Regions from separate parts of the Homo sapiens genome. Here region 2 is linked to region 1. A link is a loop called in an ENCODE intact Hi-C map of the cell type or tissue named here. Cell type or tissue: Caco-2. All regions are shown on one strand. Links, peaks and the distances in the headings refer to the core of each region. The heading gives the core; the rest is flanking DNA.

Region 1 (6,765 bases), core at 604-5,603:
CTGATCTCAAGTGATCAGCCTGCCTTGGATCCCAAAGTGCTGGGATTACAGCCATGAGCCACCATGCCCGGCCCTAACACTTATTTAGTGTTTCTATTTCTGTCAATTCATATGACATATTTTTCTAGGAATTTGAACATTTATTAGCATGCCTTGTTATAAAGTTGTTCAGTTTATAGTTTATGTTTTTTTGTTTTATTTTATTAGGTGCATGCAAGTTTAGAATTGTTATGGCTTCCTGGAAAATGCAGCTGATTAGGAACTGATCCTCTTAACCCCTGGTCACACTTTCTCTGTGCTGAAGACTCCCACTTCCTTTTGGTTTCCCCAGCATCCCGGCCATATCTCCGTTATCTTTTCCCATCCTTTTATGTTAAACTTTTTTATGTCCTTATGTATTAGATATGTCTCTTTTTGAAAGTATATAGCCAGTTTTTATTGCTGCTTTTTTTTTTTTTTTTTTTTTTTGAGACATGGTCTCACTCTGTTGCCCAGGCTGGAGGGCAGTGGTGCGATCTTGGCTTACTGCAACCTCTGCTTCCTGGGTTCAAGACATTCTCGTGCCTCAGCCTCCCGAGTACCTGAGACTACAGGTGCACACCAACACTACCTGAGACTACAGGTGCGCACCACCACATCCGGTTAGTTTTTGTATTTTTTTGGTAGAGATGGGGATTCACCATGTTGGCCAGGCTGGTCTCGAACTCCTGACCTTGAATGATCCGCCTACCTTGGCTTCCCAAAGTCCTGGGATTACAGGCGTGATCCCACCGTGCCCAGCCAATTTTTTTTTTTTAAGAGTCAGGGTCTCACTCTGTTGCCCAAGCTAGAGTGCAGTGGTGCACTGATAGCTCACTATAACCTGGAACTTCTAGGCTCCTGCCTCCCACAGTCCAGTAACTAGGACTATAGGTGTGCACCACCACACCCAGCTAATTTTGTTTTTTGTGTTTTTTTTTTTTGAGAGAAAGGTTCTTGCTATGTTGCACAGACTGGCCTCAAGCAATCCTCCCGCATCTGCCTCCCAGAGCTATGGAATTACAGGCATGAGCCACGGTGCTGGATTGCATTTTTTTTTCTTTTTCTTTTTTTTTAGCAGACAAATTCTGACTTTAAATGGCAAGTTAAGTACATTGTGGGGAGCACGAAACTGCACCAATCAGATCTGTGACTGTGGGGAGTATGACTGGGAGAAGGGAGTGTTTTGGGAATCCATTCTCTACCACCACAATGGGCCACCACATTCACGGAAAGACCACACCCCTCACAGGCTTCTTCTAGCCAGAGGCCAGCAGGGATATGAAGACAGGCCCATGCCTAGGAAATCTCAGACTCCTCAGATGGCTCAAGGTCTCCCCATCTGCTTGGATAAACTTTCCTGGAACTGGTCTCCCCTCTGAAATTATTCTTTCATTTTCAGAAAACTCCCCATATTGGTGATGGTCATTATTTTCTGTATCTAGCCACTCACCTTAATCAGCGTGTTCCCAGCTTCTTTGCTCACCATTGTTTGTTGAACTCCACTCTTATGAGTTGTTTCCTTCTTTCTGAAATACATTCTTATCCTTTCATCAAGGTTGTACAGGTTGTAAACTCACACTTTGCACATCTGACAATACCTTCATTTTGTGCTCACACTTGATTTATATTCCAGATAGATACAGAATTCTATTTTTGAGGCACCCAAGGACATATCACTGGTGGCTGTGGCAACTTTATCATTGGTTTCACCACCAGTCTTTCCTGGGTAATCTGTGTTTTGAGTTTGGTGACTTTCAAATTGTTTTCTTTGTCTCTGATGTTCTGCATTTCGGATTTGATGTCTCTCTCTATTCCTCAATGTTCTCTCTTCCATAAAAGAAAAGTTTTGCTTCAGGACTGTGAGAGGCAGTCAAACCAGAGCGACTCCATTTTGAGTGAGGGCTAGGAAAATGAGGAGGGGACTTGCTGGGCTGCGTTCTCAGAAAGCTAGGCATTCCTCGCCTCTAGATGTTCACAGTTAAGGGAACAAATTAATAATGTTTACTAAACAGACCCAGACTTGGGAGTGTCCAGATATCAAGATATCTGGAGAACAAAGGCATTCCTAATTTTGCTTTAAAGATAATATTGATGCTTGCAAAATACAGTAATTAAGAAAATGAATCCTTTATCACAAACTCTTTTGCAGAGCACATCTCCCCATCTACACAAGCGTTGTACCTAGGATGGGGGCTTTACTCCTCTTACTTTCGGGAACGTCCCACTCTGTCTATGGAGTAGCTGCACTCTGACCACTTGACTTTCTTAATAAACTTGCTTTTGCTTTGCACTGCAGACTCGCCCTGAATTATTTCTTGCGTGAGATCCAAGAACCCTCTCTTGGGGTTTAGATGGGGACCTCTTTCCTGTAACAGGACCATCTCTAAGGTTTGATGTATGTTCTGAACCCAGCTTCCCCTCCTCAGACTTATGTTTGTCCTTGAGGATCTCATCTTTGCAACAGACCCTCCAAAGCCTTGGAGAGAAACTCAGCGCTTCCTCACGGTATCTCCGCGCACCCACTCACCCCTACCACGTCAGAACACCCACTGAGTGACGGAATTAATCAATGAGGGAGCAGGGACTCAGGGTGGTTTTCCTTTCAGTACTTGAAGAATTCTCCCTTCTCCAAACGAAGCTGCTTTGCACCCTACGCTCAAGCAATGTGACCCATGCACACTTGCCTGCAACAGCACCAAGAACTGCGATTACCTGAGACTCTATCCCATCTACCCTCACTCCCCCACTGCAGGGGAAACCCCAGGTCCTCCGAGTCCCAGCGCAGTCTCCACCCACCCCACAGTCATTCCGTCCAGACCACGGCCCTTCTGCCCTGGCCCCCTCCCACCCTCCAGGGGCAGTTAAGCCCCCAGACACCTCTGTGTTGTAAGGGTCGCGGAGCCCCCCTTCCTGGCAAAGTGCTGCGCGGTCACAGCTGGGGCCAGGGGAGCGGGGGCCAGGAGAGCGGAGGCGGCGGGGCGCTCCTGGAGGATCTGGGCTACTTGGGCGCTGGGGAGGTGCCGCTAGCGGGGCCGCCAGGTCGCGCGGGGAGGGAGGGCTGGGAGGCCACGGGGGTCGTCCGCGAAGAGGGAGCCACAGGCACGGGGCGCATCGCCGCGGCCCCCAGGGCCCAGGAGCGAGAGGTAGGGGAGCCTAGAGCCAGAGGGCGGCGGCGAGAGCTGGAGCCGCCTTCAAAGGACGCCCTCGCCCTCCCGCAGGCGCCGGCGCCCGGCCCAGTCCGAGCCATCAGAGGGCTGTCTGCCGAGCTGAGCCCGGGGAGGACTGGGCTGCCCAGCTGATCACAGGCTTTCTACCGGGTTGCGGGTTCTCCGGCCCCGGCACCCTCCCGCGCCGGGGCCGCCCACCCACAAGCCCTGCCCGGAAGGCGTGTGCGGCCAGGAAGGCGGGGCCTGGTGTCCTCAGGGCTCTGGCGCCAAGTTCAGAGCCGCGCGCTGGGCGCTTGGCGGTGGCGGCCGCGTCTGCACCTCCTCCCTGCGCGCCGCCTGACAGCCTGGGAGAGAAGCGCCCTCAGGTCGGCCAAGACCAAGACCGAGAGCAAGCGGGCGCGGGCAGCGGGGCCCATCTCATTTCCACTGCCTTTCCCCACAGTAGCGCTCTTGAGTCCTGACTTTGGCTGTTGGGTCCTTCCCTTCCCTCTGTCGCCAGCTTCCTCCCGCATTCTCCCAGGTCCTCTCTGAGTCCCATTCCTGTTCCTGTCCCCTGCCTTTCTGCCTCTTGTCTCCTTGTCCCGTCCCGTTTCTTTCTCCTCTCATCTCTCCCTTTTTTGTGTGTGTCTGCTTTATTGGCTATTTCTCTGTCTTGTCTCTTTTCCCTCTCTCACTGTCTTTTTCTCTCTCCCTATCCTCCGCTCATTTTTTGCAAGCAAGAATTCTCCCTTTGATTTATTTTTCTCCTAGAGAGACATGTTGGGCCGCGGTTCTCTTCATCCACCCATCCCTCCGTTCATGACATATTGCTCCATTATCTTCTTGGGCTGGCTGCTAGGGTAAGAACCATGCATCAGACCCAGATCCTTTCTCCAATAGATTATATCCAAAGATCTGGACATGTAACCTGTTCAGTGCCTTTTCTGGGGGAAAATACATAGATGATCAAATTATGAATCTCTGACTTTTCAGAGTTACCTGAAAGAAAACATCTGGTTTTAGAATCACAGCTTGATTGCATTCTTTCCTTGACCTTTTGCCTTTTACTAATAGGCACAGACATTGCAGGAGTAAGCTAAGCCTCGCAGAAGCATTTAAGGGACACTCACACCTTCTGTGCAATGCCAGGTGCAGGGGAGGGAGGGGGCAGGATACAGAGCTGGGTTGTGGGAAGACAGTGGGAGGCCAGGGCTTTGAACCTGAAACATTTGAGGAAGCCTGGAAATAAGAAAATAACAGTAAATTTCTAAAATATGTAGTTGCCCATGCCACTGATGTACGGAAATGAAGTTGCCTAATTACTCCTGAGAGTGACATGAGACATTTTATAACAATAATTCTAGGCCAGGCGCGGTGGCTCACGCTTGTAATCCTCGGCTTTGGGAGGCCGAGGCGGGCGGATCACGAGGTCAGGAGATAGATACCATCCTCGCTAACACTGTGAAACCCCGTCTCTACTAAAAACACACAAAAAAATTAGCTGGGCATGGTGGCGGGCGCCTGTAGTCCCAGCTACTCAGGAAGCTGAAGGAGGAGAATGGCGTGAACCCAGGAGGCGGAGCTTGCAGTGAGCGGAGATCGCGCCATTGCACTCCAGCTTGGGCTACAGAGCGAGCTGGACCCTCATAGGGATGGATGCAATCCCATCACCCACTCAGATGCCTGAGACTGTGCAGAAGCAGGGCCAGTGAAAGCAGAGGGCAGATCCAGCAGTGCTTCAAGGGGCCCTGCTATGCGGATTTAGAGTCGGCCATGGACATGGCTGAAGATGGCCAGGACATAGAACAGGGAGCAACAGCAGTACTCATTGCCCGTTGGCAAACAACGCCATATTGCTATACTTTCTGATAATCATGCTTAAGCAATTGGGGAATTCAGACTACCTGGGATCAAACTATGGCCCCACCCTTAGCAGTCATGTGACCTTGGGGAGGTTACTTACCTTCTCCGTCTCAACAACTTCTGCAAAATCTGTAACATGAGATTGTTTCTGAGGGTTAAATGAGCATAGCACAGTGGGGACACTGTCAGGCACACACTACTTGCCAGATGTCGAGTATTCATCTTTATTGAAATAGGACTGTGGTAAGCCACTTTATGGCTCTCGATTTTGTATGAGAAAATCATGCTTAGTGCCTTGTTAGTAAAAGAAAGAAAACCTGAAAGTCCCTGCCACGGAAGGAAGAAATAGCGGGGAGAAAAGGGAGTTGGTAAGTTTCAGCATTTCAGAGCTTGGAGGGGCAAGTTAGGTTTCTATTTTATGGAGAAGGAGGTGGAGGCAGGATGGGTCCTAAGGTGTCATTCAAAACACACAGCCATAACTCTTTATTGAGAGTAGAGCTAGGGCCCCAGGGATTGCTGTGGTCAAGTTGCGGACAAAAATGACCACTCGTTGGAAGACAGGAGAGGAGTGTTTAGTTACAAAAGCAGTCAACAATTCAGGTGTATCTATATTCAGTCAGCAAATAAAAGTTGTTCAACTTGGTTGCTAATGGGACCCACTCTACTGAGGCTTTGTATAGAACTCATAGAGGAAGCTGGCTTCGAGGAATGAACTACCCTTTGCTTTTCTTAGGACTAAAATCTCAGGAAGCTGGTGATGAATGAAAACCTTAGTCCCACTGGCACTGCACGAGGGGCCAGGAGAGCAGCAGCATCATAAGCCACAGGGTGGGGCAGCCAAGGCAGGGGCATTCTGAGCTGTTGGGGAGGGGTGGCAGGCAGGGTGGGGCACTGTGAGGTGTCGGGGAGGGCATTGTGAAGTGTGGGGTGGAGCATTGTGTGCCACATGCCTGGGCTCCCACCTGGGGCCAGTGGGCTTCAGTCTGTAGGTGACTACAGAAGGAGGAGGAGCTCCGTCTGTTCTCTCTTCAGGCAGTTGTTGTGTCTCTCAGCGCTTGTTGGGTTCACAACCTATTAAATAAGCCGGCTGGTCTTCACCCTCCCAGACAAGTCAACTCAGGGGAGGCAGCAGGGTGCGGGCCTTGGCCCGCAGCCCTAGCCGGGGCCGGGGCCAGGGCTGGTGCCCGGGGCCTCGCTGTGAGGTAGGCAGGCGAGGAGCGGGAAGACCATCTCTGCAAGTGCAGCATAGCCTCGGCCTAGGACAGCGGGAGTGCGTGGCCAAAGCTGTGAGCAGAGGCACAGGTGGTGGCAGACAGTAGAGGCGCCCCATGGGGAACATACTGACCTGTCGTGTGCACCCTAGCGTCAGCCTCGAGTTTGACCAGCAGCAGGGGTCGGTGTGTCCCTCTGAATCTGAGATCTATGAGGCAGGAGCTGAGGACAGGATGGCAGGAGCGCCCATGGCTGCTGCTGTACAGCCTGCTGAGGTGACTGTTGAAGTTGGTGAGGACCTCCACATGCACCACGTTCGTGACCGGGAGATGCCTGAAGGTGAGGAGGTGATAGGTGCCATCTACCCTCGGTTTGCCTCTGGCTGCTACTGTCCCCAAGGTTCCCTTTGAGGCATCCCCCACTTCGAGCTCCTTTCTGCTTGTAGCCAGCTTTCCCGGGGGCTGGCCAGGAACAAAAGCTGGCTCTGCCTTGAATTCCCACCCCTTAGTCTTTCCCCACCGAG
Region 2 (6,765 bases), core at 1,146-6,145, 54 kb before region 1:
GACAGCCAGCTCTGTCCAAACCTGCCTGATCAGTTTTCAGTGTTGATCCTACCTCAACTGTCATCCTTATAGATGGAACCAACTTAATTTCTTTTAATTATTTATTTTTCTTTTTATTTATTTTAATTTTTTTTAAAGACATAGTCTTGCTCTGCTGCTCAGGCTGGAGTGCAGTGGCACCATTATAGCTCACTGTTACCTCCAATTCCTAGATTCAATTGATCCTCCCACCTAAGCCTCCCAAGTAGGTGGGACTACAGGAGCGTGCCACCACACCCAGCTAATTTTTAGATTTTTTTTGTAGAGACAGGGTCTTGCTATGCTGCCCAGCCTGGTCTTGAACTCCTGGGCTCAAGTGATGCTCCTGCCTCCTCCTCCCAAAGTGTTGGGATTACAGGCATAAGCCACCATGCCCAGGCTGATTATCATTTTAATGGCTACATTTTATTCCATGGAATGATATGGACCATCATTTATTTGGTCAGGTACCTCTTGTTGAACACTCAGGTTGTTTCTGACTTTTTTTTCTATAATTAGAAACACTGGGCTGGGCATGGTGGCTCACACCTGTAATCCCAGCACTTTGGGAGGCCGAGACGGGCGGATCACGAGGTCAGGAGATCGAGACCATCCTGGCTAACATGGTGAAACCCCGTCTCTACTAAAAATACAAAAAAATTAGCCGGGCGTCATGGCGGGCGCCTGTAGTCCCAGCTACTCGGAAGGCTGACGCAGGAGAATGGCGTGAACCCGGAAGGCGGAGCTTGCAGTGAGCGGAGATCGCGCCACTGCACTCCAGCCTGGGCGAGAGAGCGAGACTCTGTCTCAAAAAAAAAAAAAAGAAACGCTGTTGAAATCCAGGTCCTTCAGATAAAAATTTCCCACACTTATACTAATTTCTTTAAGATAAATTCATAGAGGCCGGGTGAGGTGGCTCGCACCTGTAATCCCAGCACTTTGGAAGGACGAGGTGGGTGGATCACGTGAGGTCACGAGTTCGAGACCAGCCTGACCAACATGGAGAAACCCCGTCTCTACTAAAAATACAAAATTAGCCGGGCGTGGTGGAGCATGCCTGTAATCCCAGCTACTCCGGAGGGTGAGGCAGGAGAATCACTTGAAACCGGGAGACGAAGGTTGCTGTGAGCTGAGATCACGCCATTGCACTCCAACCTGGGCAACAAGAGCGAAACTCCATCTCAAAAAAAAAAAAAATCACAAAGGTAGAATTTCTGGGTAAAAGAAAATTATAATTCTCTTAGATTATCACCTGTTACTATGATATGTGGGAAATGCTTTGTCTTAATTTATTTTTCTTTGCTAATTGGCAAGATTAGACCTTTTTTTTTTTTTTTTTTTTTTTTTTTGAGACGGAGTCTCGCTCTGTCTCCCAGGCTGCAGTGCAATGGTGCAATTTCAGCTCAGTACAAGCTCCACCTTCCAGGTTCACGCCCTTCTCCTGCCTCAGCCTCCCGAGTAGCTGGAACTACAGGCACCCTCCATCACACCCGGCTAATTTTTTGTATTTTTAATAGAGACGGGGTTTCACCATGTTAGTCAGGATGGTCTTGATCTCCTGACCTCGTGATCTGCCCCCCTCGGGCTTCCAAAGTGCTGGGATTACAGGCGTGAGCCACCGTGCACAGCCTAGACCTTTTTTTGTATATGTATTGACCAATTGTTTTTCTTCTTTTGTGAGTACCCTGTTCACTCATGTCCTTTAGCTATTTTTCTGTTTGGGTTATTTATATTTTTCTTCTGGATTAGTTAAGGCTTCTAATATTAAAGATATTAATCTTCAAGTGTCACACATGTTAAAATATTTCCCTGATTTTTTTCATGGTCAGCACACCCATTCTGGAGTTAGAACTAAGGAATGAGAAATTTTCCTCATTTATATTTTTACCTCTCAAATGATATGTTTTGACATGTAGAGATTTTAAACTTTAACTGACTACAGCCACACTATCCCCACCTGTGGGTCAGCACTACAAGCCCCAAAGAACACCTCAAGATCCATGGAGTCACACAGCCCTTGGGCTGATGCTGTGGCAGGAGCTGCCATTCATTTCCAGGGTTTTTTGTTTTGTTTTGTTTTTTGTTTTTTTCTGAGACAGAGTCTTGCTCTGTCGCCCAGGATGGAGTGCAGTGCTGCAATCTCAGCTCACTGCAACCTCCACCTCCCGGGCACAAGCGATTCTTGTGCTTCAGCCTTCCCAGTAGCTGGGGCTATAGGCATGCACCACCATGCCTGGCTAATTTTTGTATTTTTAGTAGAGACAGGGTTTCACCATTGCCCAGGTTGGTCTTGAACGCCTGACCTCAAGTGATCTGCCTGCCTTGGTCTCCCAAAGTGCTGGGATTACAAGCATGGGCCACCGTGCCCTGCCATCATTCCCAGTGTTAAAAGAACGTTAGACAAATTAAATTTAACAGAGTTTGATTGAGCAAAGAACCATTTGTGTGAATCAGGCAGCCCCCAGGCAAAAATAAGTTCAGAGAGACTCCTGCACTGCCTCATAGTCAAAGATTTATGGACAGAAAAAGGAAAGTGATGTACAGAAACTGGAAGTGAGGTACAGAAACAGACGGATTGGTGATGGCATGGTGCTTGGCTTATTTGAGTCCAGTTTCAACAGCTGGCCGCCTGTGAGTGGTTGAAGTCTGGCTGCTGTGATTAACTGAGACTCGGCTACTTGGTACGAGAGTAGGTGACAGCCTGTTTACACGTGCAGTTAGCTTACAGTTCACTATGTACAGAGAAACCATTAGGGTGAATTTAAAATATGTAAGGAGAAGGCTTTAGGCTAAACTTGATTTAACACCAGGATCGGTGGGGTCTCCCCTTACCAGTCTTCAAGCTGATGACTTATCTCTCATCCACTTCCTCTCCCATCGTGCTCTAGAGCCTTTCCAAACCATGATCTCTTCTCTTAAACCTCTCACCCAACTGCCTACTTCATACGCAGAACACAATCTTATTTCGTATCTCACAGAGACCAGAGGTGAAAACTGCACCCCCACCCCTACCCTGCACATTGCCCTCCACCGGCTCCTGTTCTTTCCACTTTCCCTCTGGGTCCCTTCCTCACCCCAAATACGCAATACGGATCCCATTCCCCTCCCCATCGGCCCCCATTCCTTCCCAGGGACCCCTCCATAAAAGCCAGCCTCCCCAAGACAAGCAGGCATGAAGGGACAGATGGAAAAGTGTTCAGTGTTCGAGGACTGCCCAATTCCCAGCCTGGCATAAGCCAGCCTCCCTGAGGGTCCACTTATACCCTGGCAATTTTACTTTGTAGAGCCCAATCTTTGTGATACCCTGTGGCAGGACCCGTTTTGGTATTCGTCAGGATTCTGTTCTGTTGGAAACCGAACTAAAATGAGCATGGGCAAAAAGAGACGTTTTCAGCTCAAGTGTTAAGTCCAGAGGTGGACCAGCTTCTGGACTGCGGGGCTTAGTCTAGGACAGACATTATGAGAGTTTTCACTCTGCAGAAACCAGAAAGACAGACTCTGCCCCCACCCATGGATTCATTTCTGCATAATCTCTTGCTTCAAAAATACAATAAGACAAATTCTCCATGCCAAAGGATGCAGTAGAGGGTCTTTTTACAGCAACAGAAATGCTGTAGGATGAACCCCCTATATGGAGTGAGGGTGACGGTGGGATAGAGATCCTGGATATCCAGGCAAAGAACTGGGTTGGAAAAGGAAGCCACTAATAGAATAGCGAGAAAGAACACTGTAAATGCTGTGAGCCACAGCTACTCTGGATACAGTGTCACAAGAGTGCACTGGAATGCATTGAGGCTGACAAGCCAGGGACCAGGAAGACTGCTGGTGAATAATCTTTCTGGTTTTCTGTAAGGAACTTGGAAAGCTTATCCAGAGAGGTGTGAAAACAGCAGAAAAAACACTGGGACAAAGAAACGGGGCAAAAGCAAACATGTTCCAGATTAGCCGCTGAGAAACCTAAGAAACAAAACCAGGTTTTGTCCCAGAGAAAAGGGAGACTTGGGCATCCCCTTGGAGGCCCGGAAGCTTCTTGTTTGTCAAGTGGATTAAAGGGTATTTGGTCAAGGATTGTGTGTTTACAGCTTAAAGCAACTATGCACAGAACCCAGGAACTACCTGCCTCTCACGCTTTCAATGGATTGTCCCAGAGACTGCTCCCTTTTGTGAAGCTGATGTTTGTCTTGTGTTGAATGTAACACAGTCACAAGGAGGCTACCGTGACAGGGAGCTTGTATTTTCTTTCTGGATGTGGTATTCAAAGTGTTGAACAACCAGTATGGCTCAACCACTGACCCTTCAGTTCAGCTGCCAGAAGTCAGTCTGGGGGACCCTACTGTGCGAGGCTCTATTCCTTCTGTTTCTGGATGATGTTGAGGTCTGGAGGGGCCAGGATCCAACATGCTGAGTGGGGGCACTCAGGAGTGTTGGGCAGCAGCCACGTACCCACCAGTATATCTGAACTGATCTATACCAGCATCACAGGCCCTTATTCTCCTCATAGAGCACATGCTAAGTAAATGCAGCCACTGAATCAGACAGAAGAACGCCAGCCAGCAACCTTCTGTCCTTACCATGAGCAGTGCCTTCCAGAACCACCCCAGGGTGGAGGGCTGAGAGGTGGGAAGGGAGCTGGAGCCTCTCATGTCCACACATGCATTACCTCAGGGATTTCCCAGCAACACAACAAAACAGGCCTTCTCTCGCCCACTTTACCAGTGGGGCATTGAGGTTTCAGGATGGAAACAACTATTCAGGGTTTTCAGATGGTGAGAAAGAGTGAGAATTTAAACCCAGGCCTGAGATGAAGCAGGGACCTGTGCCACCACCCCGAACGCCACCATCAAGCATGGAAATAAAGGAAAATCTTGAGTGCCTTCAAGGGAAATTTCAGGCATCCAGCTAGCCCTGAGAAGTAAGTAAGTAACTTGTTAGGCAGGAAGGTAATAGTAGCCCAAAACAATAGCCAAGGAAGTTAGAGTCCGGAGATGTTTAGTTTTAGGAACTAAAGATAACATCTTAACACACGTCCTTGAGTTTGTCATTCAGAAACCTGGACCTCCATGTGGACCCCCACCAAACGGATCTGCTGGCCTGCAGACCTCAGATAGAGGGAGCTGAGGACTGCACTCTGACCACCTTCTTTCATTCTAAATTTCTTCCGGAGGCTCCTGAAAGCCACACCCATGAGCTAAAGCTAATATTCTTTTCTGTTAACCCTGAATTTTCAGGCAAGGCATCGCCTCCTGAACCAACTACAAATCAAAGAATCTCTGAATCCACCTATGACCTGTAAGCCCCTGCTTCAAGATATCTCACCTTTTTTAGGCCAAACCAATGTGTACCCTTCATGTACTGATTTACAATTTTATCTAACTTCTGCTGCTTTCCTGAAAATTTACCCCGCCTTTAAAAACCCTTACCTGTGTGAAAGGAAACTATGTTGGCCCTCCCAAATCACTAAGTTAAAGAGAAAATTCAAGCTGGGAACTGCTTAGGGCAAATCTGCCTCGCATTCTATTCAAAGTCATCCCTCTGCTCACTGAGATAAATGCATATCTGATTGCCTCCTTTGGAAAGGCTAATCAGAAACTCAAAAGAATGCAACCGTTTGTCTCTCACCTATCTGTGATCTGGAAGCCCACTGCCTGCTTCAAGTTGTCCTGCCTTTCCAGACCAAACCAATGTTCATTTTACATATGTTGATTGATGGCTCATGTCTCCCTAAAAGGTATAAAACCAAGCTGTGCTCTGACCACCTTGGGCACATGTCGTCAGAACCTCCTGAGGGTGTGTCACGGGGGCATGTCCTCAACCTTGGCAAAATAAACTTTCTAAATTGACACTTGTCTCAGATTTTCAGGGTTCACATCTGCCAGCCATCAGAGAGTTCAGGTTTTGAGCATGCGCTGCCTGGTCCCCCTTGCTCAGGGCTCTGTGAATAAACACCTTCCTTTCTAGTGCTGCAACTTCAGTGTGGATATCTGGACTTAACTGCACTGGGCAAGCCGACCCCAATTTGTCAAGCACGTCCATGTGAAGAAACCACCAAACAGGCTTTGTATGAGGAATAAAACTTTTAATTCACTTGGGTGCAGGTGGGCTGAGTCCGAAAAGAGTCAGCAAAGGGAGATGGGGAAGGGATTGCTTTATAGGAGTTGGGTAGGTAATGGAAAGTTACAGTAAAACGTGGTTATCTATTGTTAGCAGAGGAGGGGGTCACAAGGTACATAGTGGGGAGATCATAAGACTCATTGTCCAGAAGAAGAATGTCACAAAGTTGGTTGATCAGCTAAGGTAGGGCAGGGACAAGTCACAATGGTAAAATGTTGTAATTTTGGTTACTCAGTTAAGGCAGGAACTGGCTGTTTTACTTTGTGGGTTTTTTGGCTGCTCCAGACTTCTTGGTTCCTGCAGGCCATCTGGACATATATGTGCAGGTCACAGGGGTTATAATAGCTGAGCTTCAGCTCAGAGGCCTGACACAATTCAGTTATATAATAGTCCTAATGACCCAAAAGCCAGTACTCTCTTTTTTTTTTTTTTTTTTTTTTTTTTGAGATGGAGTCTCGCGCTGTCGCCCGGGCTGGAGTGCAGTGGCGCTATCTCAGCTCACTGCAACCTCCGCCTCCTGGGTTCAAGTGATTCTCCTGCCTCAGCCTCCTGCGTAGCTGGGATTACAGGTACATGCCACCATGCCCAGCTAATTTCTGTATTTTTTTTTTAGTAGAGATGGGGTTTCACCATGTT

What was found. Peaks named below come from ENCODE experiments on the same cell type or tissue, not always from the same donor. Only the 100,000 strongest peaks of a DNase experiment are listed, where the experiment ranks them.
Region 2: it touches region 1 in a loop (2.3-fold over the local background); 2 of 110 quality-filtered maps call a loop at or near these places.

What each region holds. Positions count from the first base shown.
Region 1 is chr10:46,103,263-46,110,027 of GRCh38, forward strand. It overlaps the pseudogene AGAP7P. Among named protein-coding and RNA genes, the nearest start is that of MSMB, 60 kb to the left of the region's middle. In Caco-2, for the core only: no CTCF peak of the experiment used is centred there; a DNase peak (open chromatin) is centred at 3,569; H3K4me3 peaks cover 1,450 bases; H3K27me3 peaks cover 377 bases.
Region 2 is chr10:46,048,520-46,055,284 of GRCh38, forward strand. No RefSeq gene overlaps it. Among named protein-coding and RNA genes, the nearest start is that of MSMB, 5.6 kb to the left of the region's middle. RefSeq lists a silencer at 3,870-4,164 and enhancers at 3,870-4,164, 4,897-5,721. In Caco-2, for the core only: no CTCF peak of the experiment used is centred there; a DNase peak (open chromatin) is centred at 4,122.